Regions from separate parts of the Mus musculus genome. Here all the other regions are linked to region 3. A link is a loop called in an ENCODE intact Hi-C map of the cell type or tissue named here. Cell type or tissue: gastrocnemius. All regions are shown on one strand. Region 1 overlaps Lias (lipoic acid synthetase). Region 2 holds the start of N4bp2 (NEDD4 binding protein 2). Region 3 holds the start of Pds5a (PDS5 cohesin associated factor A). Region 4 overlaps Pds5a (PDS5 cohesin associated factor A). Region 5 holds the start of Smim14 (small integral membrane protein 14). Region 6 has its middle 5.8 kb from the start of Klb. Region 7 has its middle 2.0 kb from the start of Ube2k.

Region 1 (4,000 bases), 300 kb after region 3:
TAAGAAAATATTTGGCAACTCAGACATTTGTACCTTAAGGTGGCGCTTCGTTGGCTGCATGTACTGCCCTAGAGTTAAACAGTCCACGTCGGCCGCACGGAGAGCTGAAAGGGGAAAAAGCAAAGCTTCCACTTAGCAGGCGTTCAGTTACAATTACAGGTGTACTGTAAGGGGGACTTGCATGCTGTGGGTTGTCACAGTTATAGGCAATACAAGATGGGAGAAACCCATTCATTCAAAAACATCGAGCCATGGATTCCAATGAGAATTGGAAACACAGCAATGATTACCACAGGAGTGTGAAACTGGGAGACAGGGAAAATATAAGGCTGGACCTGGTGGCGCAAGAGGTTCAGAGGGGGGAAAAAAAAAACAGATAAGTGCATTTAATGGTATCAAATAAAAGCTAAAATAGGAGGAGAGGATTTGGAGCAGGAAGTCTGTTAGGCATAAAAGGCGAAGGGAGAGGACTCTTGAGAAGCCACGGCCAAGCCTGACAATCCTTTACTGTCTCTCTTAATCCCCATACTTAAGCCTTCATTCAAATATTTTTTTCTTTTTCTTTTTCTTTTCTTTTTTATTGATGGCTGGAGAGACAGCCATGGTTGCTAGGAACTGAACTCTTATTTTCTTGGCTGTGAGCCTAGCCTTTTTTCCAGGGGGTGGGGGATTCTTTTTGTTTATTTGTTTTGGTTTTTCGAGACAGGGTTACTCTGTGTAGCCCTGGCTGTCCTGGAACTCACTTTGTAGACCAGGCTGGCCTCGAACTCAGAAATCCGCCTGCCTCTGCCTCTCGAGTGCTGGGATTAAAGGTGTGCGCCACCACGCCCGGCGTGAGCCTAGCCTTAACAGCTGAGCCATCTCATGAGCCCTAAAGTGTTTTCTTAACAACTCCAACTCTACCTGAATGGAAAGAAAAGGCAAAGGAACTACGGTTCTGGGGCAAAAGCATTTATCTGAGCCAAACATGCTGTACTAGGACTTTCCTCGGTGAGCAGGATGTGTTCTCAGAGTGTGGCTTAGCCTCTGGCATACCAGAGTCCTTCTCTGTTGGTTGTACTTGGTAGGCAAGTGCCTACCTCTAAGCTATAGCCATGGCTTCAGCATCTTCCTTACCCACCAATGCCTGGTACCTAACTGCCTCTCAAACCATCTGGAGGCAGAAAGAGAAGAGCGGATGAAATCCTGTTTTCACTGAACAGGTGAAGATGAAGAGGGCTAAATGCACACATTCCATGACCTAGGAAGGCTCCCTTCCCGCACATATTGCCGTTTGTGCCCATGTCCTTTCTGGTTCTGAACATGGAGGCAAGGGTGCTCCCACCGCCTGCACCTGCAGCAGGTGGACATGCAGGCAGCGGTGCTCCTACTGGCCTGCACCTGCAGCAGGTGCTCTGTTCTCAGGGCCATCGGCACTGATGACCATGGAGGAGGCATAAGCTAACAGTCTCTTTAGAATGGAGCTCCTGCTACCACTCAGGGAAATGGGGAGGGTTTTGTTTTCAGCTTCTTTACCTTTCAGTGTGGCATAGACTTGCTCGTCTGTCTCACCAAGGCCCAGCATTATCGATGTTTTGGAAACAACATCAGGCTGGACCTCCTTGGCATGTCTCAGTACACGAAGAGACTGGTCAAAATTGGCCCGGGGATCACGAACTTTCCTGGAAAACAGGGTGGCTCTCAGTGACAAAACAAGTTCAACCAACTGCACTGTTGTGCAAGCAGCTGGAAGCTCAGAAAGCACATTCTAGAAGAAGCTGCTTAGCCTTTCACAGGGTGCCTCAGACCATCAGAAACGCCAGTGTTTACATGACTATTCATAACAGTAGCAAAACCACACTGTGTGACAGCCACAAAGACTATAGTATAGCCAGTGGTCCCCACAACACGAGGGACTGTATTAAAGGGTCTCAGCATTAGGGAGGTTGAGAGCCACTGCTCTAGAGTATACGGTTCACTGAGCATATGTGTTAGTGGTACATCTGTGCACAAAGTTTATTAACATGGAAAAGAAAACCGCTCTTCCCCGGGCTTCCTGGGTCTGTCAACTCTTTAGGCCTCCCAAGTCTTGAGACAGCGAAAACCAGACTAGAAATCACTTGGTTGCCGGGCGTGGTGGCGCACGCCTTTAATCCCAGCACTTGGGAGGCAGAGACAGGAGAATGTCTGAGTTCCAGGCCAGCCTGGTCTACAAAGTGAGTTCCAGGACAGCCAGGGCTATACAGAGAAACCCTGTCTCGAAAAGAAAAAAAAAAATCACTTGGTTTATACATTGAGAAATTAGAATTCTGAAACTCAAAATTATAATGACCTCTAGCAAGAAAAGAAACCTGGCAGAAGACAAGACAAACCTCCAAGGAGGGAACATCCACTTTGAAACTTTTATGAGCATGTCTTTCCTGCAGGTTGGCCTGCCCTCTACTGGCAAGTAATAGCACTGCAGGCTCAGAGGAAAAGCATTCTGGGATTTTCACTGGCTGGATAAGGTTTCTAAGTGAAACCAGGGAGACTGGCACCCACTGCTGGCGATATGGCCACAGGGTTGGAACAGGCTGGGTGCTACCCTTCAACAGTGGCCAAAGCACTATGGCTTAAATGAGAAGAAAGGCAACGGGCTGGCAGAAACTCAGGTAAGATCAGCACTTGGCTGAATTCTAATGCAGCCTTGTGTGCTGGATTTTTGTTTGTTTGTTTTAATTTAAATAAAAGGCAGAGGTTTGAAGAGATGGGTCAGTAGTTCAGAAAACTGGCTGCTATTCCAGAGGATTCAGGTTCAAGTTCCAGTACCACAAGGGGCTAACAACTAGTCCCAGGGGACTGACATCATCCTCTGGCCTCTGGCTTCCAGAGGCTCTGCATGTGCACAATACACAGGCAACACACCCATATACAAGGAAAAAGCCAACAACCAATAAGCTGTCTTTGACTTGTACATAGATGTCTGTGTCCTTGCACACATGCACACATTCACACATACAAATGCAAGTTAAAACACAGCAATTTAAAAATGTTATAAAACTGACAGTATAGAAAACTGATACTTTCTGAGACAGTAATGCTATCCATGTTGTTGGCCTTGAACTTGCAACCCTCTCCCCTCAACCTCATGACTTGTACATGGGTGTACATGTGTGCTGGGCTAGGATGGCAGCGGGGTGCACTTAGCAAGATACCGTGTGTGTGTGTGTGTGTGTGTGTGTGTGTGTGTGTGTGTGTGTGTGTATGCGCGCGTGCATGTGTGCAAACACTCACAATGGTACCTGTGGACACCAAGGACAGCTTTGCTGAAATTAGTTCTCTTCCACCACGTGGGCTCCAGGGATTGAACTCATGTCATCTGGCTCACCAACACACAGCTCACCCACTGAGTCCTTTAGTCAGCCCAGAATCATTTCTGACAAAATATTTCTCCTCTGGATTAACGCTGTGCTCTGGAATGCTTACAATCCAGGAGTAATGTGCTTGGTACCATTCACTGTAACTTCTTGTAGATTTGAGACACAGAACAGTGAAGAGTAGCTAATTAAATCACAGCCAAATCCACAATAAAGTTAAAGGAAAATATTAATCTGTCTGCAGCTAAAATACTCTTAATTTTTCTGAAATCTGAATATACTCTTTATGTAGAATAACAGTTCTTCATAATTCCTAACAACTAAGATTAATAGGAAGACTAGAGCATACTAGTGTTTTGTGTGCATGTATGTGGGGGGGGTGATTGTTTTGGGGTTTGTTTTGAGACAGGCATGTATGTAGCTGTCTGGCCTTGAATTGTAGGATAGGCTGGCCTTAAACTCAAGAAACCCACCTGCTTCTGCCTCCTGTGTGCTGGGATTAAAGGCGTACAGTATCACTCTGGGCTTTTTTTTAAAGAAAAGGTATATATAGCCCAGGCTGGTTCCCAAACTTTTGATCTCCTGCCTCAGTCTTCTAAGCTCTGGGATAATAGGGCAGTGTCACCGACAGCTACCCTGTCTACTTTTTAGAAGATTTAACACAG
Region 2 (4,000 bases), 66 kb before region 3:
GCAGCCATTTCTTTCTAATTCTTCCCAATACCTCCACCATGTAGCACACACACACCCCCATCTCCGCAGAACATTTAAATAATACGTTGGCATAGTAACTGAAAATTGACTGACCTTTAACCAAAACAAAACAAAACAAAAATCGGCTGAAAGAAAACTGAACCACACTTATCAACACACAAAAACGCATTGTTATGTTTCGTAAAAATTATTTTTGTGAAAACTGAACCACTGGAGTTCGAACGAGTTGCATCTGAGAGCTAATTTGAAGGCCAACCGTAGAAGTGATTTTTTTTTTTAAGGAAAGAAAAGGCGAATGGTGCTATCGAAGGGTACTGTATTAAAAAGAAATAAATTAACTGGGGGCGGAGAGGCAGCTGCAAATCAGTCATTGTTTTCTGAAAGGCCAGGTTATCTCCGGGATTTTTTTTCCCCCCCTCGGAGGCTCAACCAATCCCCACCTTTTCTGAGTTAACCAGTCTCCAGGCAAGCCGCGCTTCTTGATTGGCTCGGAGACACCGAGTAGAAAAAGCAGCCAATCCTTCGCAAGCCAGACCTGTGCTATGGAGACGTTACAACCACTGCATGGCAAGAGTGTGTACAAACCTGTCGGTACAGCAAGGCCACCTCCCACTCCTAAAGACATGTGCGGAAGGATTCCCTAAAGCCAGCGGGCCCTGCCTCCGATCTGGCTGGCATCGAGTTAAAAAAAAAATTCTTCCCGCTCTCTTTTTGGGGCAGGAATAAAGAAAGTGTTGTAACCAAAAGCGCGAGCGGGATAAACTGCCCCGCGGTCTGACTCCGTCTCTCGAAGCCCGGTTTTCGGAGAGCGAGAGGGAAAGTTACGGATGGGAAGGGGTGAGGGTCGCGGGCGCACCCGCCCGGAGGGAGGCCAGCCTGCCGGTGTGGAGTGAGCTTGCGAGCGAGCGTGCGTGCGTGTGGTTTGGAAGTGAGTAAATAAACAGCTCTACGGGCACTACCAGCCCGGGCAGGCGGCCCAAGTTCCCACAAGGCTCGGCCTGGGAAAACGGCGGGGCGCTCGCAGGGGCGCGAGGTCAAGTCGGGGCGGGAAGGCACCCGGAGAATCCGGGGGCGGGAGGGGTGTGTCGGGGCCTGGAGGCCCGCCAGGCGCTGGAGGAGCTGCCGGGGAAGCTGCCGCGGCGCCCGCCTTCGCTCGGCCTCGGGCCCCGCGCCAGGGCCCGCCTCCCGCGACGCCTCACTCCCCTTCCGCCCGCCCGCCCGCCCGGCCCGTGCCTGCCCGGGGTTGCCGCGTCTCTCGCTCGCCGCCCGCCTCGGGCCCTCCTCCTCTGGGACTCCGCGCTCCCGGGATCCCCTCCCGCTCTTTTCCTCCCCGAGTCCCGCCGCCCGCCTCGCCAACCTCCGCCTTTACCTGCTGCGGGAGCGGGGCGTCGAAGCCCCCGGGCCGTGTCGTCGAGTAAGCGCCGCGGGTCCGCAACCCTTTCCCGCCGCCGCCAGCCACTACGCTCTCCGGCGCGGCGCGGCGCGGCGCGGGGCTGGCGAGCAGCTGTGTCCGCGGGGCGGGGGTGGGGGAGACGCAGCGAGCGTGCGGAGCGAGGACACACTGCCGCTCTCCGTCCGACCGGGGAAGAGCAGCCGCGCAGGAGCCCGCCGCGAGAGGGCGGGTGGGCGGCCGCGTGGGGAGGGGTCTCGCGGCCGCCGCAATGGCTGCCACGTAGCCAGGTGGATCTCCGCCCCCGCCCCGGGGCCGCGACCTCTGCTGCTCCGCACACCCCCCACCCACCCACCCCGGGCTCTCCAGGATGCGTCGGCCCGCGCCCGCCACGGCGCCGGCCCGGAGACCCGAGCCCACCGGTGCTGGCGCCTCGCTGGCTCCGTTACGAGAAGTGAGTCCCGGGCCTGGCGGGAGGCGCAGCCCGGGACCCGCGGGGCCCCCCGAGGCTCTCCCGGAAGCTTGCGGCCCGCCGCTGTCCCCCGAGGGCTCCGGGGAAAGGCAGGCGCTGGGACCCCCCCTACTGCTGCCCGTGTAAGCGCCCCGGTGAGCCGCGGCCGGGTCTAACCCTCACCTCTCTCCCGAGCCCGAAAAGCAAAACAAGGTCGTTCTGGCCCTGGGCAGCGAGGGAGGAACTAGGAGCTGGGGCGGGCGGGACTGCAGCTGCGAGGTCGGCGGGGCGAGGCGATGGGCCCCGCGCTGTCCCCCACGGGGGCCCGCTCACTCGGGGCGGACGGGCGGCGGCGCCCCGCGGGAACAAAGGGCCCCGCGGCCCCAGCAACCGGGACGGAGGCTGCCGGGATCCAGCCCGCGCCGCCAACGTGCGGTCGGAACCCGCTGGCCTGAGCCCAAAAGAGCTGCGGCCTTTGCCAGTGTGGAGCTGGAGTTTTCAGGTGCCAAGAAAAAGCAACAGTGTTCCCTTTCCCTGTTAACGATCCTGGATGATTAGCCCGTCCCCTAAGCCCGCTCCATGTTTTTCCTTGTTGGACTCTGACTTCCTTGCTTAATTTGTTCTGTCCTGACATGAAACGATCAGAGTACAAAAGTGTGTGTCTCTCTCTAGCCTTCTGATTAATGATGCTACTGGTCGTTTCGGAGTTTTTAGTTTTGTTCTTTTTGTTTTTGTGTCTGTTTTCTCCTGGACTTTCCTCTCTCTTTGCAATTACTTTGTATTTTTCACTGCCCCCCCCCCCCGTAGTAAAATAACCTCTTGATATTCATCCACATCAGAGAGACAGATTATCTGTCAATTGTTATGGCAATTATTTAAACTGAATGTAGATTTGGAAAGAATACAAGTGAAAAAAATCCCTTTAGATCTGGCTTGAACATTCTCACACTCAATGAGCAAATGGTCTAGTGGGGTTTTTTCTAGAAACTGGTGTATTTAAGCAAAGAAACTAGTGTACTTAAGCAAATAAATGTTCTAATGAAATCTCCCACACAGAAAAGAATATGAATGGATGTGTTTTTTATTTTCTTTGTCTTTTTAGAGATCTCTTGAGTTTCAGTGTTTAAAAATATATACTATACAAACATCTTTATTAAGGCTTATTCTAAATATGGTAAACAAAAGAAATTTAATAGTCTACAATCCCGAGCGTAAGTAGCTACTGCTGAGAACCTAACATTAATCTGTTTCTAAGCAGCTATTAGGAGCCTAATAACTGTAATATATGCCACTTTTGAAATGAAAGAAACTTAGTAATTATAGACTTCAAACAAACCTAGCAAATTTATATTAATTTTGTTCATCTGAAATATGTTCAACGTGATAATAAAAACTTGTATTTAAGTTCTTGAATTTCTTTTGAACATCTGTTAAGGATTTATCACATCTTAAGTCCAAATAATAAAAGGGGGGAATTCTTAAACATTAGAAAATATATTTCAAGGGACAGCACCACCCAATCTGAATTACTTTTGCTTACTATGTCAAAAGAAAAGTATCAAACCCATAAAATTCTCACAGATGTAAAGAACAAAGCCATCTTTACCAGTGTGCACAATGCCAGGCTTGCTTTATGAATACTTCCAAGGACTCCTCTTTCCTTATTGGCTCACATTCTAAGCCAATAGGAAAAGTACAACACATCTTTCAAAGGAGGAGACAGCATTGGAATAAATGGATTGTTTATCACATTCATTCTCTCTCCAGCTTAGGTCCTGTAGTTTCAAAGGAGACATGTAAGAGTCTGAATTACTGAGTCTCCAGACAGGGGTGCTACTTCTCAGGGGTGCAACTCCACCTCTGCAGTCTTCCAGTTGACTAGAGTATAATTGGTTATAATTAATTGTGTGAAAGTAGTATTTAAAATACCAGATGAATATGTAGAATGGCAAAATGCTACCAGCTAATACTTTTAATAATGAGGTGACTACTCAAATTTTAGTTAAAAAACTGGCCCTTAAAGGAACTAGAGATTTGTAAATGTTTTCAGAACATTTGGAACATATTTATTGTATAAATTATAAAGCTGTTTGTTTATATTTGCATTTGGAGCCTAAGTATGATTTCATTGCCACAAA
Region 3 (4,000 bases):
TCCTGGAGCTAGCTCGATTGACCAGGGTGCCTTGAACTCAAGAGATCCGCTTGCCTCTATCTCCCAAATGCTAGGATTAAGGGCGTGCACCACCATCACCCCCTTCTGCTTATTGTTTTTGTTTTTTTGAGACGGTTCTCTGTGTAGCCCTGGCTGTCCCTGGCTGTCCGGGAACTCACTCTGTAGACCAGGCTGGCTTCGAACTCAGAAATCCGCCTGCCTTTGCCTCCCAAGTGCTGGGATTAAAGGCGTGTGCCACCACTGCCCGGCTTGCTTATTGTTTTAAAAGGTGGTTTCCTGAAATTATGTGTGTATTGTTCAGGTTCATTCGCTTCAATATTTACCTTAAATTGCTCAAGCACCGCTGCACTAAGTTTTCTTTGGCAAGCCTTTCCTTTGGAGGAGAGAAAAAGTAGAGCTTTGGTGTATTCACAACTTAAAAAAAAAAAAGAGGTCTCAGATTCACATAGGTAATTTGTAAATCTCTAAAAACACCCTCCCTCTTTCTTCTTCTGGGCTTCACTATCAGGAACCCTAGTCTGTGTTTTCAGCCTGTACCCAAAATGACTGGGAGGCCAGAAGCCCCGGCACCATAGCTTGAGATCGCATGCCAACTTCCTATTTTGCAGCTTTGAAAACCTTAATGGTAGGAGTCTAACTAAGGTCGTAGGCTGCGACCTAGGGCGACTCTCCGGAAGACGCGAGAATGAGCAGCCCGAGTTGTAAAACTTTGCCTCGGCTTCCAGAGCTCTGTTTGGAGGGGAAAGCAGCCGTTTCTCCAGATAATTAACCATTTCTCCACCGGTCCGGTCACATCCCCGCCAGCCAAGCCTTCAAGAGCCCCGGACTCCGCGACAGCGGTGGCCGGGAGTGTCGCAAAGCCGCGCCTCCCGGGGTCCGCTTCCCGCCACCGGGGCTCCTCCTCCGCGCGCCGGCTCGGCTGCCGGCCCCCCGGAGGCGCCCGCGCGGGCAGGTCTTGGCGCCAAACGGGTGGCGGCGCTGTCCACCACGCGCGCGGCCGCGTCGGGCTCGAGGGAGGCGGGGGCTCGGCCGGCGGAAGAAGGGGCGGGAGCGAGGCGCGCGGTGCTCTCGCGGGCTCTCGCGCCGCTCGCGTGACGGGCTCCGGCTGTGCGCGGCGACGCTCAGGCTCCGCGGGGCACGGGCGGGCCGGGAGCGCGCCGCGGCGAGAGGGCGTCTGGTGCGGGTGGGCGCGAGGTGCGGGCGGCCGGCCGGCGAGCGAGCGAGCGGCCGGGCGGGCGCGGGGGACGCGCGGGCGTGCACCCGCGCGCGGGCTCTCGGAGGAGCCGCGGCCGAGGCTGCGCTTCCTCAGCCCGACGGAGAGCGGCAGTGTCGCCCCGGCCGGCGCACGCTCGGCCCGCTTCTCCCCCCGCGGCGGCTGCTCCTCGGCACCGCCAGCCCCAGCGCCGCTCCGGGGCGGGCGGGCGGCGGCGGCGGCGGCGGCGGGACGGACGGAGCCGCTTTGTGTGCAGCCCGACGAGGGGCGGCGGCGGCGGCGCAACCACCTGACAGAGGCCCGGCGCTCGCTGCACCGTCCGCCCGCATGAGGAGGAGGTAAAGCGGCGGCCGGGCTCGCGCCCTCGGCGGCGAGGGAGGGACGGAAGGGGAGACCGCAGGGGAGGGCGCGCGCGGAGGCCCGGCGGGGTTGCCCGGAGCGGCGGCTCAGGCCTTGGCGGTGCCGAGGAGCGCCGGGCGACCGAGGGGCTTGAGATGCCGCCGGGCTCGGTTGCTGAAGTTAAGGAACAAAAATGTGAAGTGCGGAGCCGGGTCCTTCGCTTCCTGGCGAGGGGCTCGGGCGGCTGGCGGGGGTGGCGGGCTGGCCGGGGAGGGGCGGCCGCGCGGCGGGGACGCCGGGAGCCCGGGGCTCGGCACGGCTATGGCGTTCTGCTCCCGGGCGCCGGCGCCGCGCGTGGGTCCTCTTGGGTACCTAGTTTTGCGGCCTAAGCTGAACCCTCTAGGCCTCGAGTCTCCTTTCCCGGAGGTGACCGGCCAGGCGGGGACCCAGCCGCTTCTCCTGAGCCAAGTGGGGCCGTTGGGTCCTCAATGTCCCCCCGAGGCCACCAAACTTCCGTCCTAGGTGCTCGGGGATACATTTCATTGTGAAAAGAGGGCTAGGAAACTCCGGGAGCTGCTCGGCGCCTCTCGCGGCCGGGGCTGCTGCAGCCGAGAACCCCGTGGCACCGGGGCTGGCTCGGGTGGGGGTGGCGGACGCCTAGCCGGGTCCGAAACCCAGGGAAGGAGCGAGTGGCGGGGTCCCCGGCCTCGGGGGGAAGAAAGGGCCCTTTCTAGATTAGAGATTTTTGAAATGAAAAAGAGGTTACAAAGTCGCCCCTTTTCCCGCTGAACTTTGATTTTCTGACCGATAGAGGCCGGTAGAGGACTGTGAGAGAAAAGTTATTCCCCAGGATGGACTTCACGCAGCCGAAGCCTGCCACTGCCCTCTGTGGCGTCGTGAGTGCGGACGGGAAGATCGCTTACCCTCCGGGAGTAAAAGAGATCACCGACAAGATCACCACCGATGAAATGATCAAACGTCTGAAGGTAAGGGTCTGGGTCGGCGATCTGCGCTCTGGATGGCTTTTGTGACTCGTGTGGTTTCATTGGACTACTCTCAACCTGGCCTTTGGAGTTTTTAGTACTAAGTTTTTGAAGATATCTTAACCGCCCCGGAAAAGTCCTGTTCTAACTTGGCGGTATCTTTGGATAAGTTCTGAAAGGACGGGGAATTTAAAGAGTGTGATCATTTTCTGTCCATAAGAACGCATGCATGGTTAGTTGTTTCCCTTGTGGTTATTTTATTTAGTGGATGTTGTTTAAGGGGCTCGATACCCTGAGGTGTAGACAGTGATTTTACCCACGAAAGTTCCTATTATTATCTACTCCAAGAAAAGACTGACTTGAGCACAAACAACCATATTGTCCCCCTTAGATTCTCGTAATTTTCTAATGGGAGCTTAACTATCTATACAGTGGGCTAAACTTAATACAGTGTACAGATTTTTCAGAATTCGAGCTTAAGGAGAAATGATGATTTTAGTACACATGCCCAAGAGAGTTGAAGGACGGGATTGTTGATATGTCTGTGAGTTTGTGTTTGTGTGTGCGCACCGGTTTTCTTGGTGTAACAATCTTGCGCTGTCATTTTGGGACTTAACTTTTCTGCTACTGCATAGGGCAGTGTTTGTTATGGAATCAGTTTCGAGCAGTGATTGTCACTTTGGACAACTTTGATGCACCAGGGGGTGTTGTAGGCAATTTCAGAGTCATTTTGGTTGTCACAGTTGGCTTGTGGGGAGTAGGCTGTGACGTTCTGTGAGGAGGCTAACAGTTGTCTAGTGAAAGATCTTAAACTATTGAAGTACAGTGTGGACAGTGGGAGAGGCAAAGAATGGGTTTGATGACTTGTTTAAGAGAGGACTAGTGGGCTGGAGAGATGGCTCAGCAGTTAAGAGCACTGACTGCTCTTCCAGAGGTCCTGAGTTCAATTCCCAGCAACCACATGGTGGCTCACAACCATCTGTAATGGGATCTGATGGCCCTTTCTGGTGTGTCTGAAGACAGCTACAGTGTGCTCATATAAGTAAAATAAATCTTTAAAAAAAAAAAAAAAAAGAGGACTAGTAACCCAGCTGCCTGCCCTTGAACTTAACCATTTTCCTGCCTCCACTTCCCAAAACACTAGTGGCATAACCACACCCTGCCAACAACAGTGGTTCTCAACCTGTGAGTCGAGACCCCCCCCCAACTATCTGATATCCTGTCTATTAGGTATTAACACTGTAATTCATAACAGTAGCAAAATTACAGTTATGAAGTAGCAATGCAATTATTTTGTTTGAGGTCACCACAACATGAGGAAGCAATAGGAAGGTTGAGACCCATTGTGTTAAAAGGTGCACTTCAAAGTCAGACATGGTGGAAGGCTAGGCAGGGAACATCGAGGACAATGTTTCTGCCTTATGCAACTTTATAAAATGGATTT
Region 4 (4,000 bases), 63 kb after region 3:
TCAGCAACTGAAAGCACACACTGCTATATGATTACAGAGGACACTAGTGCTCAGAATAACTTTAATTCCAGCTTCAGGGAGTCTGACACTTGACCATCACAGGCCTGACTAGTTAGACCTGGACTAGTTAGACCCTGATTATAATTGTTTATGTTTATCCTGAAAAGTTGAAACCAAGGGTTTCATGTGGCTCCATGCTGGTGGTGACATTGTGTGCGTAAGGGCCTGACTTTTGGAGGTGGGATATATGTGTGAGCCTAGGAAAATAAAAGGAAGAGAGCTGTTACTGTTGTTTTGTGAATGCTTTCCGTCTTGATACATGTACATATTTTGTCGTTAATATGAATATATTTCCTTCAAATACATCTTTTCTATATGGCCAGCGCTTATTGCTTTAAGATACTTGTTTTCAGATTGTTCTAGAGATGTATGCACTTTTAGTTTATCTTTCATGTTAACGTAGTGATTAAATGCATTTATTTTATCTTTTTTTTTTAAACTTTGAAAATCCAGCCTCACCTTCTCTTATTCATATGGTCTTTGGCAGTTGTAGTTCATTCTTTTGTTTTTGCTTTCTTTGCTTTGCTATATATAATATTTCTTTTCAGGTGTTAATATTCATTAGTCAAATTAATCCAATTTTAAAAATACCTAGGATGGTAACTACACATGTTCTAGATGATTACTGGAAACCTTTCTATTCCTGTGTACCTACCATCACAAGTATCATTTCAGCTGTTTAATAACACTTGACCTCCTGCTACTTTTTTCCTTGGCTACTTTGAAATATGGAAGGGAATTCTAAAAGGGAACTGAAAAATTAGGAGTGTGTTCTTAGTATGTAAATGTGATTATATGCCCTAGGGCAAGTCATAGATTATTAAGGGTGGTTTATTTGTTATTTTTTTATATTCATATTTTAGTTTTAAAATGAAAAATTGTTCCCTATTGTATGTCTTGGTTTGTGAGACAGAGAAGGAACTTTAAATCTTTCTAGCAATCAAATAATTTCTAAGAAAGCCTTCACCACCAGTACATATCTAAGTAGAGTAAATGAGGATAAGAAGAGACTTAGGGATTTGTATACTTAAGAAAAACACAACTATATTATTATTTTTACAGAACCTTGATCCCCATTTTACATCAGAAAGCCAAGCGGGGCACTCCACACCAAGCAAAGCAGGCTGTTCACTGCATCCATGCCATCTTCTCAAACAAGGAGGTCCAGCTGGCACAGATTTTTGAGGTATACATGGAATATGTTTCCATTGGCTTGTCAGGCTCTGTGCTTTGGAATAGTTAGAGTCTACATTTCAAGGCTGTTTGTATGTCTTCTTACACTGTTAGTCCTGTGTTTCATATGAGAGTACTCTCCTTAGCTTTAGTCTTGCCTACGCTAGCTTATCCTCACAGCTGAACTGCCCTTGCTTAAGTACCTACAACTATACCTGAAGACTGCTCTTCTCGTCCATTCTCTGTCTATGATCTCTGGACAGACTCTGCTTCTTGAAAAGCATTCCTATTGTTACAAATTGGAGATATATTTCCACAAACTCTTATTTTTACAATTCAAGGTTGTTTAAGCTGTCTTCTCAGCATTAAAGAAAAAGAAAAAAAAGAAAAAAATCCACCAACATAACAAATTAGAAGAGAATAATGCAGATGTCCTTATTTCTACCTGTTTTACTTGGGCATTATCTATTTTCTGTATTTTTTCAATTTTATTATTACCTGTGTTACTCTTACCACTGTGATAAGACATTATAACCAAAGTAACTTACAGAAGAAAGCATTTAATTAGAGCCTTGCTTATAGTGTCAAAGGTCATGTTGGGAAGTATGGCAGCTGGCAGATAGAAGAAGTAGCTGAGAGTTCACATCTGTCCCACAAGTTGTGAACAGAGACATAACACTGTTTGATGTGGGCTTTTGAAACATCAAAGGCCTTTCCAATGACTTACCTTTTCCAGTAAGGCCACATCTTCTAATCTTCCCAAACTGTTCCAGTAACTGGGGACCACACATTGGAACATGTGAACCTAATGGGGCCTTTCTCATTTAATTACCAAAATCATATTTCAGTAGGTGAAATAACAGTATCTAAGATGGATACAATTAATTATGAATGTTTCAGTAAAACAGATTGACTTGGGCATGGTAAAATTATTAGGACTGTAGAATATCTAAATACTTACAAAACCAATTGATAATTGTTTGTTTTCTTTTCATAGCCACTCAGTAGGAGTCTGAATGCTGATGTACCAGAGCAACTTATAACTCCATTAGTTTCACTGGGCCACATTTCCATGTTAGCACCAGATCAGTTTGCCTCCCCGATGAAATCTGTAGTGGCAAACTTTATTGTTAAAGACCTTCTAATGAACGACAGGGTGAGTTTCTAACTTAATTACATCTGGAGTCTTGAGTTTAAGACTCTCTGTATTTTTATCGTGGAAACATCTCTTTTTCAGTCCCGTGGTGTGTGTGTGTGTGTGTGTGTGTGTGTGTGTGTAGTCTGATGTGACTAATGTGTCCAATAGGATCTAACTTTTTGTCCCTTGGTACAAGTTTTGAAATATCACACTACATTCTATTAAGTGTCACTTTAAAATAATAGTTTCTTTTTAAAAAGATTCTTTTTATTTTATGTGTATTGGTGTTTTTCCTGCATGTTTTCTGTGCGTCATGAGTGTGGTATGCCTGTGCAGGCTAGAGAAAGTCAGTGGATCACCTGGATCTGGAATTACAGACAGCCCCGTGTGAGTGCTAAGAATACCAACTAGGCTATAGCAAGTTTTCTTAAATACTGAGCCATCTTTGTAGCCCTTAGAGTGTATTTTATCATATATTTTTAAAAGGATCTTACAGTCTAAAATGAGAGAGTGTGCAGACACAGGCACATTTATGAATATCTTTATTTTTAGTGTAACATTGAGCACTTTATACTCCTATTTTCTGAAATTAGAGAAGATGAGGATTAACACCAAATATTCACAGCGATCATCATGTTAAGATGGTTTGTGTTCTTGTTCAGAATAGGATCTAAGCTACCACACCAGCCCATATCCAGCTATTTTTCTATTTTGTTTTTTTTTTTTTGTTTGTTTGTTTGTTTGTTTTTTTGAGGCAGAGTCTTCTTGGGTTGGCTTGAAACTGGGTGTGTAGCCCATGCTGGCCTTGAACACATTAGTGATATACCTGTCTCTGTCTCTCAATAAGTGAGAGAATAAGTGAGCCAACATGTCCAACCTGATTGTCCTTTTCCTTTCCTCCCTCCCTCCCCCTGTAAAGCAATGTTGTACTATGTAGGTTTGGTGTTCTAGAACTCACTCTGTAGCTCAATCTGGCCTAAACCTCACAAAGACCTACCTGCCTCTTCCTCCTGAAAGCTATACTAAAGATGTGCACGACTATGCCCAGTCTCTTAAAAAGTTACTTATTTATTCAGTCTAGGGGTTCATGGCAGTTTGTTTGTGAGTGTCAGAGGACACCTTTATAGAGTGCTGTCTTCTTCCACCATGTGGTTCCTGGGAAAAGCAGTTTGTCAGGCTTGGTAGTAAATGCTTCTTCTTTTGAGCTATCTTCGCTGTCACTCGAGAGAGATATATTCCCAAATGGAAACACTCTTCTACCTACTAAGCAATGTACTCAAATTCCCTTAATATATATATGTGCCCTCAGAATTCTTCATGGTGACTATGGATATATTCTAGATATCTTTTTTATTTGGCATGTTTCCCAGATTCATTTTACTGTATTAGTGATCAAGATTTCATGTATTTTCTTCCCTGCTTAGAAATACTTCACCTTTTTTTTTTTGGTCTATTAATTAACAGTTCGGGTTTTGGCAATTGTAGTTAATGTCTATATATAGCAAAAGTAAAATTTCTGAGTCAGATGATTATTGGACATATTTTAGATATCACCAAACTGGTTGCCATTGTGTCTGTTCATTTTTAATCTTTTATCAAACAAGTCTGTAGGTTCCAGTTTCTCCACAC
Region 5 (4,000 bases), 200 kb after region 3:
GTGCACCACCACCGCTTTTTGTTTTGTTTTGTTTTTTCAAGACAGGGCTTCTCTGTGTAGCCCTGGCTCTCCTGGAACTCTATGGACCAGGGAGCCTTAAACTCAAGAGTTCCACAGACCTTCCCTTCCTCGTGCTGGGATTAAGGGGATGTGCCATCACTTCCCGGAGCAGTTTTGTTTTTCTCAGCTCAGCCACTGAGAATCATGAAGGTTTCTTTCCTCTGTTTTAAATATGGGATGTTTCTTCATTGAAATTTTGTAGTTACAGTGTGTACCAGGGAAGACAGAGCTCCCCTGCTTGTTTTCGCTGGTCGGGTTTTGTTTTCTTTTCTAACTTGTAACCTTACCAAAGAAAGCAGGCCATACCTCAGTAGAACACGGATTGTGAACCATGTAGCCAAAGACAGACTGTGCAGCACTGTTTTAAAGGGTTTTGTTTTTCTTTTTTTGTTGTCAGATTGTTAAACTATTAGGGAAGAAAATGAAATTCCAAGTGGATGTTTTCTGCCGTTCACTATTTTTTGTCCAGACTTTAGATTCTCAGGATAATTTTTTTCTTGTACTTTCTTATAAAAATATGCTTAGTTTCGTCCAGAGTTCCTCGAGGTCATTGGATACATCTGTAGAATTACGGCTGCCACAGCTGCTTCCAGAGGTGCTCTTTTTGCTTATCAGGCTCCACACTTCAATTTGCTGGTATTTCCCGTCCTTTCTTACATGGGAATTAAGCTGTCTTTGGATTGTTGAAATACTGCTTCCTAACTTCCAAGCCCAAGAATGGTGTGCTGCTACCTCCTTTGGCCACATTCCCTCCTCCACTAGGAGGGCAAACCCATGGCTAGGCTCCCCTCACTTTTAAAAACAAAAAACAAAAAAACCCAGACATATTCTATGCTGCACTGGCTGGGCTCAAATTCACATACTCCCACCCACTCCCCCAGGGTTTCTCAATGCAGCCCTGGCTGTCCTGCAACTCGCTCTGCAAACCAGCCTGTCTCTGCTTCTGCTGTTGAGCCATCACATCCGGCTTCTAACATCTCTCTTTTAAGGTTAAGGTTGAACTTAATTTAGGTCTGTTTTCCAATCCAAAATCCGAACGTCATCAGGATCACTCATCCCTCCCCACCTCCCAGCTGACATGCTTCTGTAATCTTCGAGTTCCGATTTTCACGCGTGCCTGATGATGAACTCCCACCGCCACCTCTGCAGGTAGACCGGGTCTCAGCAGTCATCAATTTGTGCGCGCGCCCCTCCGCCTAAGTATGACTAAACACCGCCGTGGACAGAAGCCATTCCCTCGACAAACAGACAGACACGTCAGATGATCATGACCACGGAAGACAGCACGGAGGCGACGTGGGACAACTTAACAGCCGGGTTGCCCTTCCTTCTCGGTGGAGCAACCCCACCCCGCCACACCGGAACTGCCTCCCCCACGCCGGGCGCGCCCACGCACGTCAGCGCCGGAGCTGCGGGAGCCGCCCCCCTCCGACGCAGGTGGCCCGCGCGACACGCGCATGCTCCCTAGGTAGGGTCACGAGCGGCTCCGGGTGCTACAATCTGTTGCGCCGCCCTCGGGGAGCCCGCAGATCCGGGTCTCGTGGCTAAGAGTGACGTGGTCTATCGAATCCAAACAGAGGGGAGGAGGCCGGCGGCCAGCAGCATCGGCAGCGACAGCGGCGTCCGGAACGCTCCCGGCCGCCACCCTCCCCGCCCGCCGCTGTTTTGGGCGGGTGAGTGTCCCGTCCCCCCCTCTCTCCCCGGCCCACCGCCCTCCTCGGCGACCCTCTTGGCGTCGCCACTTCTGTGGCCGCGCGCACCCGGGGACCGCTGCGGCGGAGCGGGCGCCTTTGGCTGGGCGCTGCACCCGGGGAGCCCGCAGCCGCTGGCCCGGCAGCCTGCAGCTGGGCTGCACAGGCACCCGCAGTCCGGGTGCTTTCACTTTTAGGGCCCCATAGGCGGCGCGGGCGTGCAGGGGGTTAGGGACAGTCACCCCGAAGGCCGGGCGGTGGCGTTTGCCTGGTGGGTTCGATGAAGTCACCCGGACGGGGCCCTTTTGTTGTGGTGTGTTGGTAGCTGCCATCCTAAAAGCCAGAGCTCTTCTTTAGCCTCCATTGTGTTGCGGATTTAAAGGATTCCCCTTTTCTGTTGGTTCAGTTCTGTTGGTTCAGTACGTGGAGCCGGGGCTGACAATGGAGCAGGTAGCAGCACCGTTATCGGAAGGAATGCAGGGCAACAGCCTGGCAATGGTTTGAGATCCGTGTCGCTGCTTAAAGCCGAAGTTTTCCGAAGTGGCTGCTTAAACGTTAGGATTTTAGCCAAGATGATACTTGCTAACTGTAGCGAGGCGGCAGGATGCTTTTAGTTGCCCCAGTTGGAAAAGCCGAGGATGCGGCCTTAGTAATGGAGTGCCCTGGGTTTACAGCTGGAGCGCCTGATGAGCTTCAGGAAGCATTTATACCTGCATGTGTGGAAGACACCCTCCCGATTTTGTGTTGTGGTGTCACTTGGCAGCTATCCGTACCAGAATTGGGAAAAACCTACAGTTTACCAAGGGTTCTAGTCTGGAAACGCTCGCTGCCCTGTGTCTGCTGTGGAGGTTAGGGGAAGCAGCTGCGTGCTCCTGCTTCAGGTGACTCCCTGCTCGCGCAGATTCCTTCAGTGTAGCCGCCCACCCTTTTGCCCTCCGCACTCAGACCAGAAAACCAAGCCTGGATGTTCCATCGTGTTTTCGAAAAGGGACATTTCCCCCTCTCCAAGATACTTATAGTGTTTCTGTGGAAAGCAGCAGGAAGGAACGAGGAAACAGATTGATTGCTGTCCATCAAATCTGGGAAGAAGTCTTAGGAATTTAGACCCCTATCTTTGAAGGGTGTGCCCTTGGGCAGTAACGGACCTCGTATCAAATCTTTTCCTCCTGTGTAGATCATGGATTTTCCCTCTTTTTTTTCTCCCATACTTGGAATCTTGATGATATAGACAAAGGAGAATTTTCTTTTTGCACTTCCCCCTTTTCAGATTTTTTTAAAAAACCCTCACCCTTTTTACTATTCTAAAACAATATTTTTTGTTTTGTGAGATGTTTTTGTAGTGATTGGAGGAGATGTTTATAGAAGTACATGAGGAGGAAAGAATGATAATCGCGTCTCTCCTCTTGCCGGAATGTTAGTTCATATCCTTCAAGATGCTTTTGCAATTGCTTTACAAAAATATGGTATCATACTACATTTGTTATTTACTTATTTATTTTATTTAATGTTAATGGGTATTTTGCCTATATGTATGTTTGTGCACCTTGTGCATTCCTGGGTGCTCAAGGAGGTGGTGGATCCTTGGGATTGAAGTTACAGAGGATTATGAGTGGCTGTGTTGCTGGGAACCAAACCCAGGTCCTCTGGAAGAGTAGTTAGTGCTGTAATCTCAGAGCCACCCCTCGCTGTGGCTTTACATACCGGTACTTTTTTGAGTTATGTATGTATGTATGTATGTATGTACGTATGTATTTGCAGCTATGGCCTATGGACCTTTTAGGGTGAAATTCCACCATGTTGGAAAAGCAGTAGTTATTAAAGCCATGGTGTGGAAAGTTTTCCCCCTATGTCTCTTGGTGATACTGTGAGATTTAGTAAAACAGACACCGAATGGCGTGTAGGCTTACTTGGCTTGTTAAACAATCCAGGCAGCAAGTGCAATGTGGAATGTTACTGAAGTTTTTTGTATCTAATGACTTCACAGGGAAGTTTAGGTTTAACCCTTAGTTATACTGTATTCCACATGCAGGCACCTGTTACCATCCCAGTCCATAAGAGTCTGGAGGAATCTATTTTGCTGCATAGCATACTTAATTACTGTATTAGCTTTGGGGTTTAGGTATGTGCCATCTATTACACATTTTTTGTTGTTTGGTTTTTAACCACTGACTCCAAAGGAGCCTATCCAGAAATGAAATGCCCTCTAAACCCCAACTTCAAAGGCTAAGTATGGTGAAGTAGCCTAAGTC
Region 6 (4,000 bases), 350 kb after region 3:
TCTAATAAAAAGACCTTGAAGTAACAAACTAGATGAGATTTTGAGTTCCTGTAACTGCAGCACTTGGTGGCTGAAGGCAGGAGAATCAGTTGAAGCTCAGTCTCAGATACATGGCCTGAGCTAAGTGAGACTTGTTTAAAAAACAACAACAACAACAACAACAACAACAACAACAACAACAACAAACAACAAACCAAGATCTATATAAATGGAGATAGTCCAGATGCACAGGTTAAAATTTAAAACTGCATGTATTATAATTTTTTTCTGCTATATCTTTTTCAGGCACTAGAGATGGAGTGTTGTTGATAGATAGCTTACCTTGCTTCACTAGGCCCTGGGTTTGATCCCCAACCCTCTGTAGGCTGAGGTTGGTGTGACACAGTGAGCTTGAGGCCAGCCTGGGTTAAACAAACAAGAGACCCTACCTCAAAACAAATAAATCAACACCCCCCCCCCAAACAAACCAAATTAAACTAAAACCAAAACAATAACCCTCAACAACAACAACACAACAAAATAGCCAATTTTCTATGGAATTTGATTTACAGACTCAATAAAATCTCAGTAAAAACCCAGACCGTAAACACCAACATCTACCTCCAAACTTTTTATTATCCCTGGCTGACACTCTTCAGCCAGTGAGTAATTCCTGCCCACCCTCAATCCTTTCAGCCCCTGGCAACCATCGTTCTACTTTATGTCTATAAATTTGACCACTCCATGAACCTTATATTAGCAGGATAATGGGGCGCTTTTCCTTTGTGTGTAGTTTATTTAATTTAGCATGAGCCCAGGGTTGATGCATGGTTGATGTCACTTCTGCTGCCGCTGTTGTTGAGATAGACTTGCTGTGTTGCCCAGACTAGCCTCAAATTCCTAGACTCAGGCAGTCCTCCTGCCTCAGCCCCAGAGTATCTGGAAAGCTGGGACAATTGAGGCAGGAGACTGCTTAGCTCTCATTTTTAAGGACTTTGCTTTTGAGATGAGGTCATGATATTATCCCAGGCTAATATATAGACCTGAACTAGGAGCTCTTTATATCAATAAAACAGCAAACCTTTTGTGTGTATGTGCTTGTGAAGGCTAAAGGACAATTTAAGAAAGGTATCTACATGAAAGCATAAAGTTGGATGTAATATTTTACAATCTAGACAGCAAGGCATTAAAAATATTTATTTAGGGCTGGAGAGATGGCTCAGCGGTAAGAGCACTGACTGCTCTTCCGAAGGTCCTGAGTTCAAATCTCAGCAACCACATGGTGGCTCACAACCATCTGTAATGGGATCTGATGCCCTCTTCTGGTGCGTCTGAAGACAGCGACAGTGTACTCATAAATAAAATGAATATTTAAAAAATTATTTATTAATTTATTTATAGACAGGCTTTCTCCATGTAGCTCTGACTGTCCTGGAACTCATGATATGTAACTGACTGGCCTCAGACTCAAAGATCTGCTGGCCTCTGCCTCCCCAATAGGTGATTTTTTAACTTATTTGTCCTAAAACAAAATTAGCTTTTAAAACAAAAGCTGGCAGTTTAGAGATATCTTCTCTCTTCTGGTTAATGAACCAAACTTGACACGGTTGCGGTTTTTTGTTGTTCTTACATTAATTTGTGTGTGCCTCTCTTTGTGCCTTGCTCTCTGTGTTGGTACATATTGTGCATATGTATAGTGGTGGACACCTCGCTGGAGTTGATTCTCTCCTTTTACCATGTGGATCCTGGACATTGAACTCAACTGAAGTTGTCAAGCTTGGTAGCAAGTGCCTTCACTGGCTGAACCATCACTGCCTTGACTGTCCTGGAACTTGCTAAATAAATAAAAAAGAAATATAGTAATTAAGCTATATTAATTAATTTAGGTCTGTGTTCATTTGCAACATTTTCCTTGGTATGTAGAACAGGCTGGCCCCCAGCTGACAAAGAGTCACCTGCCTCTGCCCTCAGCAAGATTTTTTTGTTTTGTTTTGTTTTATGTTTTCTGGAGTCAGGGTTTCTCTGTGTAACAGAGCCCAGAGCCCTGGCTGTCCTGGAACTCTGTAAACCAGGCTGGCCTTGAACTCACAAAGATCTGTCTGTCTTTGCCTCCTGAGTGCTGGGATTAAAGGTGTATGCCAACCCCCACACCTGGCCTGGCAAGATTTTATTCATGTATATTTTGTGGAAGACATTAGACCTCCTTGTGTTAGGGCTTTTAAATTCAGACCTGTAAGAGTGGCATACACCTTTAATCCCAGAGCTCTGTAGATAGGCAGTTCTCGAGGCAGGAACTCCATCCTTGTGAGTTCTAGGCCAGCCAGGGCTACACAGGGAAACCCTGTTCAGTTGATCAATCAGTTAAATACTTCAGGCCTATGCTCATTTGCACTGTTTTCCTTTTGAGACAGGACCTTGCTACCTTTCCCAGGCTGGTCTCAAACTCTGGCCTACCAAGGGTTGAGATGACAGGCACACAGCATCATGACAGACCCTGAAAGACCTTTTGCTTAAAAACAAAAATACAGAGGAGGAGGCAATGCATTCAATCTCTTTCAACCTCATGGCAAGGAAGATGACGAGAAAGATCTTCATGGAATCCCAGTCTTTCTATTGAGAGGCTTTTGAACCATGAATGAGGACTCTGGGCTCGAATCATCAAAGACTTTGTGCTTGTTCTAGTCCCTTCTCTCCTTGGCCGCCACCTCCTCTTCTTTCCCCTCCTTTTTTTCCTTCTCTTCCTCCCTCCTCTCCTTTTGGAAATGGAATTCTGTCATGTTTCTCAGGCTGCTCTTAAACAAACTCTAGGACTCAAGGGATCTTTCCATCCCTGCCTCCGGTAATTGGGGCTGCAGGTGTCTGCCACTCATATTCAACCGAATTTCATATAGGTAAGGTCCCTAGCAGGCTGGGGGATGGTTCAGCAGGTACAGTGCTTGCCACACAATCATTAGGGCTGGAGTTGATACCCAAATCTAACTCCCGGGCATGGTGACCCACTTGTAATTCCATCTCTCCAAAGATAAGGCTGGAGGACTCTGAAGCAAATTGGCTCACTACTAGCATAATTACTGAGCTCTGGGTTCAACTGAGCAATCCCCTGGAGAGTCCTGATGTTAATCTTGGGCTTGTACATCCTAAGCACACGTGTATGTGAACTTATACACATACACACACACATGCCCACATACTCCAACATCCATGTACACAGGTATGTATACTGCACCCAGACACAGGCCTAAAACCAAGAAGGTTCTAAGAGACCTACGGTATCCCTCATGTGGTTGGTCTTCCTATAGCAGGAGTGTGTAAGGAAATGGTAGTATTTTCCTCCATTCCCAGTGTCTCACATCCTTTCTGAGTCAATAGCAGTCTTGGCATTGACTTACAGTGCATGGAAAAAAAGATTACACTGAACTATCGCTACAAATTGCTATTGAAACATTCATTGCTCTGTCTATACGTGCCCTTAAGATTGCCAGTGAGAACTGGGTCGGGTGGTGCAGGCCTGTAATTCCAGCTGCTTGGGAGGCACAGCCAGGATGATCAGGAGTTCAAGGTCATGCTTGTCTACATAGCGTGTTCAAGTTCAACCAGGGCTAGAAGATAAACAACCCCTTCCCTAAACCAGCAGAACAAAACAAACCTTCCACAAATTCAAGGCCTTTCAGGCAAGTTGACCAGACCCTGTCTCAAAATAACCACAAAATAAAACAGAAAAGACAGTTATAGTTCAGAGGTGAAGTGATGGGTAGCAAGTGAGAGTCCCTGGGTTCAATGCCCAGGCCAATAGATATTTTAGGGAATTATAATTTGAGGTTATGCACATAATCAAATTTGTGTGTTAACCGTGAAATGATACACTTATTATTTTATTATTTTAAAAGGGAAAGTCCTTTTTCAGTAAGTAAGTATGTAGATTTGCTTGGTGGGAACTTCCTATCAGATATAGGATATAAAAACCACCAGGCAAAGTTTATATACCTGTAGTCCACTCAAGAGTTAACATGCTAATTGGGTA
Region 7 (4,000 bases), 160 kb after region 3:
GAGCCCCATACGTCTCCAGCAGCGAGCCCGCGCCGCGCCGCGCCGCGCGTCTCAGCCGGGGCTTCGGCCGCGTGGCTCCGCCCTGCCGGCGGCTGGGGCCAGGAGGGTGCGGCTTCGCGGCCTGTCCGCGGGGTCTGGGCCTGCCGGGTCCTCCCCTGCCCCTCGGCCTCCTTTACAGAGAGACCTCCAGTCCCTAGGCTGGGACCCGAGGTGGGAGCCCGGCCTGGCGGGTGTCCCCGGCCCTAGCCGGGCCGAGCCCCGCTCTAACTCGGCCAGACCCAGAACCCACGGGCTCGAAGTGCCTCCCTGTGTCTAGCGGAGGAAAAAGCTATGCAGGAACTGGGTCCTGCCCAGCGTCCGTTGGTAAACCCCCGGGAAATCCACTGCCGTAGCTTTTGTTCTGGAACCATGATAAGGCAACTATTATTCGGTCATCTCAGGTATTACAGATGTTTAAGGTTGTGTAATGGTTGTGTCCCACGGCTTGTAATTGATACAGGTGTTGCCAGAAAGAGGCCTGTGATGGGTTTAAAAGCCAGAAGTTACATCTTTGCCCTGTTTAGATAATCAATGCTGAACTGCAGAACTAAGGTGTTTTTCAAACTTGAAAGTGCCTCGGAATCCCTGGAGAGCTGGTTAAGATTGTTAGCACCTATCTCTAGAGTGTGGATGGACCTAAGAATTGGCATTCCTAGCAAGCTCCCTGCTGCCCGTTTTTCAGCGGCCACGCTGTGGGAATGACTGGATTAAGCATGTGAAGAACTGTATTTATTATAGTGACAGTTGAAGAAATAGAAGGCCGAAAGAGCTTTAAACTTACAAAGGTGTTTGGCGCTTGTATTGAGTGAATATAGTTGAGTGGAGAAAAGAGAAACGAGTAAAATTATTTAATTGAGCAATAACGTGGAGAGGCTATTTGAAAGTGGTTAGTAGAGTTTAAAACAATATGGTGTGGGTGCTGAGAGGTACTTTGAAAATAACATTTTGAGCGCCGGGCATGGTGGCGCACGCCTTTAATCCCAGCACTCAGGAGGCAGAGGCAGGCGGATTTCTGAGTTCGAGGCCAGCCTGGTCTCAGAGTGAGTTCCAGGACAGCCAGGGCTATGCAGAAAAACCCTGTCTGGAAAAACCAAAAAAGTAAAAATAAAAAAAAAAGAAAGAAAATAACATTTTGAAATTATGAAGGTGTTATTGTAGGAATATGTTTCATGTATTCACCTAATCGATCAGTTCCGTATTCCATTTTAAGACTAATGCTAGCTGAGTGTGGTGGTACAAGCTTGTAATCCTAGATTGGGAGTCAGAAGCAGGAGGACCATCAGTTCGAGAATCATGTTTCCCTCATCTGTGAGATAAGGAGGTTGTTTAAACTTCTAAGAGTTCAATTTTTCTTTTTTTTTTTCTTTTTATATTTATATTATATGTAAGTGCACTGTAGCTATGTAGCTATCTTCAGACGTCCATAAGAAGGCATCAGATCTTGTTACAGATGGGTGTGAGCCACCATGTGGTTGTTGGGATTTGAACTCAGGACCTTCAGAAGAGCAGTCAGTGCTCTTAACCGCTGAGCCATCTCTCCAGCCCCAGTTCAAAATTTCTGAAACACTCAAAACCTTTCCCTGAGTATACTGACAAATTATAAAAGATCTTCTAGCAGAGCCCCCTAGTGGTGATAAGAGGGGGTTCTACTATATACTGAACACTACAAAGGATTTTTGCCATAATATAAATCTAGAAATGTTGTAGGTATTTGTGCCAATACAACCTAAACACTTTCTATCCCACTCTGCCTAACCTCAGGAGACATAAGGATACTCAGACAGGGGGAACTAGTTATAAAGGTCGGGTGAGTTCTTGGAGAGAAAGAGACTCGATAATATTTTTCTCTGCTGAAGGTTGAACCCAGGGCCTGTGCAAGCCAAGTATGTGAACTGTGACTGACCTAGAGCTCAGCCAAGCTGTATGTGTGTATGCTCTGTGTGTGTTTATGTGCTCTTGTTATACAACCTAGGCTGGCCACAAACTAAAACCTTTTCCGACTCGGCTTCCCCAATGCTCAGACTACAGACAGACTCCTCCACACCAGGCCAAGGCTTGTGAATTTTTTAAATGCAAGTAATTGTTTAACTACAATCCCACTTTTCAAATTTATTCTATTAACATTCTAGAGAACCAAAAGAATGTAACTAGTGATATCTGAATAGCTTCCTGAGTAGTAGTATAACAATTTTTATGTCTTGGTCTTGGCAAAGCACCACAATTTTCAATGTTCGCATTAACAGGTGTGTAAAGAGCCTATTTAAATCTCTGCTCTCTTTGCAACTTATCTGTAAATTAGTAATTCTCAACTGGGTGAGGTGACTTACTCCCTTAACCCCAGCTACTTGGCAAGCTAGGTCAGGGGAGTTTGACGTAGCCTAGAGAAAAACTTATGGTCAGAGAATGAAATCTGTAGTCTGGGTGGAGACCTGACATTCCAGCTAGGCTGGTTCAGTAGCTTTGGCTAAGGGACCACCTTAAGCCCCACTAGAGATAGGCGGAATAATTAGTTCTCTAATGAGATGCTGTACTTTTCCGTCCCAGAAGCCCCACCCCTTGCACAGTAGGAGCTGAGTGGCAGCTGTGCTTCTCAGTTTCCCCACTTTTCCAAGTATTGCTTTTCTTCTTTCTGTCTGCTAAGTATGCGTCTCCTTAACACCTGTGCTCTTTCTCCCAGCACTTTGGGCTTCCTTACTCTTTCTGTAAGGCTTGCCACTGTGTGGGTGCTTATTCTCCATGACCTCGATGTCACCTTAAATGGCTCCCCGCCCTCCTTATCTCCTCCTGATAGATGCTGAAATGTATAGCTTGTCTGTCTTGAGGTTTTTCTTTTCTTTTTGTTTTTGAAACAGAGTCTCAATGTAGCTTTGACAGGCCCAGAGCTCAACAGCCGACGGGCTGGCCTCAAAAAAGATTCTCCTGCCTCTGCCTTCTGAGTGCTTGCATTAAACACACACCTCTTTTTTGGTTGGTTAGTTGGTTGGTTTTAGTTTTGAGTTTTAGGGGATTTTTTTGGTTTTTTGAGAAAGGGTTTTTCTGTGTTTGGTTTGGCTGTCCTGAAACTCACTCTCTAGACCAGGCAGTCTGGCCTTGAACTCAAGAGAGTTCACCTGTCTCTGCCTCCCAGGTTCTAGGAGTAAGGGCAGACCACAGAAGGTGACCCCAATAATATCAAGTCCTTCACTCAAAAAAAAAATTTTTTTTTAATTATTCCCAAAGAAAGAATTGGGGAGTCAATTCTCTACTTTTACCATATGAGTGACAGGGTCATCAGGCTTAGCAGTGTTAGAAATAAGTTCAGGGGTGGACAAAAGAGCCCACTATTCAAACTGAAGAGTCTGAAAAAGGCAAACTTTACCCTTTACCAATAAGATGTCCTCAGAAGCATCAACACATTGAGATAGGAAGTGCATTTGGTAGAGCCTGTGTCTCTTCCCCATTGGCTGGCTGGGGTCCCGATTCACAGTCTTAATTAGAATGAAAGGACTTGGTGCAAAGGAAAAGAATGAAAGGGGTCACTACCCTGGGCCATCAAGTTCCTGCAATACTGCAAGCCTTGGACCTTTGTGTAAAAAGTCAGGAAGGGGATAAAAACACATGAATTCCTAGTTGTAAACACAAGTTGTATAATATTGACTAGAAAAAGGACTCATATTTGGTATTTCTACAGCAACAAGCAACTTTACCCGCTGAATGGTCTCACCAGCCTCTAGAGCTGGTAAACTACTTCCTCTAGCGCCACCTTCAAAAATGTCTATCAATTCATCCATAATGCCATGAAATTATAAACCCATCATTGGGTCAATATATTGATTAACTCAGAGCCCTGATGATCCCACTCAATGATTTGATCCACTACTTGGGTCTTCAAAATATAAATGTTTTCAGGGATTATGCTTCGTGTCCGAGCTATAATAGAAACTGGATAATCTAGGCATAAATTTTTTTGCAACCGACTTTT

The links. Hi-C counts contacts between places; a loop is a spot of excess contacts. Peaks named below come from ENCODE experiments on the same cell type or tissue, not always from the same donor. Only the 100,000 strongest peaks of a DNase experiment are listed, where the experiment ranks them.
Region 1: it touches region 3 in a loop (8-fold over the local background); 19 of 42 quality-filtered maps call a loop at or near these places.
Region 2: a loop joins it to region 3, with 2.2 times the contacts of the local background. A loop is called at or near these places in 14 of 42 quality-filtered maps.
Region 4: a loop joins it to region 3, with 2.0 times the contacts of the local background. A loop is called at or near these places in 6 of 42 quality-filtered maps.
Region 5: it touches region 3 in a loop (2.6-fold over the local background); 12 of 42 quality-filtered maps call a loop at or near these places.
Region 6: a loop joins it to region 3, with 4 times the contacts of the local background. A loop is called at or near these places in 4 of 42 quality-filtered maps.
Region 7: a loop joins it to region 3, with 9 times the contacts of the local background. A loop is called at or near these places in 16 of 42 quality-filtered maps.

What each region holds. Positions count from the first base shown.
Region 1 is chr5:65,400,272-65,404,271 of GRCm38, reverse strand. It overlaps Lias (lipoic acid synthetase), which reads right to left. Exons shown (of 11, transcript NM_024471.5): 8 at 1,516-1,661; 9 at 34-104. Among named protein-coding and RNA genes, the nearest start is that of Lias, 11 kb to the right of the region's middle. In gastrocnemius, no CTCF peak of the experiment used is centred here; a DNase peak (open chromatin) is centred at 2,466; H3K27ac peaks cover 497 bases.
Region 2 is chr5:65,761,636-65,765,635 of GRCm38, reverse strand. N4bp2 (NEDD4 binding protein 2) reads right to left here and starts at 2,115. Exons shown (of 20, transcript NM_001024917.1): 1 at 2,046-2,115. In gastrocnemius, a CTCF peak has its summit at 1,609; DNase peaks (open chromatin) are centred at 530, 1,182, 1,593 and 2,256; H3K4me3 peaks cover 2,953 bases; H3K27ac peaks cover 3,214 bases.
Region 3 is chr5:65,695,322-65,699,321 of GRCm38, reverse strand. It overlaps Pds5a (PDS5 cohesin associated factor A), which reads left to right and starts at 1,086. Exons shown (of 33, transcript NM_001081321.3): 1 at 1,086-1,572; 2 at 2,385-2,559. The coding sequence starts at 2,425. In gastrocnemius, CTCF peaks have their summits at 812, 1,014 and 2,374; DNase peaks (open chromatin) are centred at 1,271, 1,932, 2,247, 2,399 and 1 more place; H3K4me3 peaks cover 3,324 bases; H3K27ac peaks cover 2,761 bases.
Region 4 is chr5:65,632,561-65,636,560 of GRCm38, reverse strand. Pds5a (PDS5 cohesin associated factor A) reads left to right here. Exons shown (of 33, transcript NM_001081321.3): 20 at 1,123-1,246; 21 at 2,231-2,389. Among named protein-coding and RNA genes, the nearest start is that of Pds5a, 64 kb to the left of the region's middle. In gastrocnemius, no CTCF peak of the experiment used is centred here; no DNase peak of the experiment used is centred here.
Region 5 is chr5:65,490,469-65,494,468 of GRCm38, reverse strand. It overlaps Smim14 (small integral membrane protein 14), which reads left to right and starts at 1,586. Exons shown (of 5, transcript NM_133697.4): 1 at 1,586-1,733. In gastrocnemius, a CTCF peak has its summit at 1,971; DNase peaks (open chromatin) are centred at 1,519, 1,937, 2,445 and 2,580; H3K4me3 peaks cover 3,596 bases; H3K27ac peaks cover 4,000 bases.
Region 6 is chr5:65,340,564-65,344,563 of GRCm38, reverse strand. No RefSeq gene overlaps it. Among named protein-coding and RNA genes, the nearest start is that of Klb, 5.8 kb to the left of the region's middle. In gastrocnemius, no CTCF peak of the experiment used is centred here; no DNase peak of the experiment used is centred here.
Region 7 is chr5:65,533,229-65,537,228 of GRCm38, reverse strand. It overlaps a transcript of Smim14 not described here. Among named protein-coding and RNA genes, the nearest start is that of Ube2k, 2.0 kb to the left of the region's middle. In gastrocnemius, CTCF peaks have their summits at 288 and 1,672 (motif pointing left); no DNase peak of the experiment used is centred here; H3K4me3 peaks cover 1,329 bases; H3K27ac peaks cover 1,375 bases.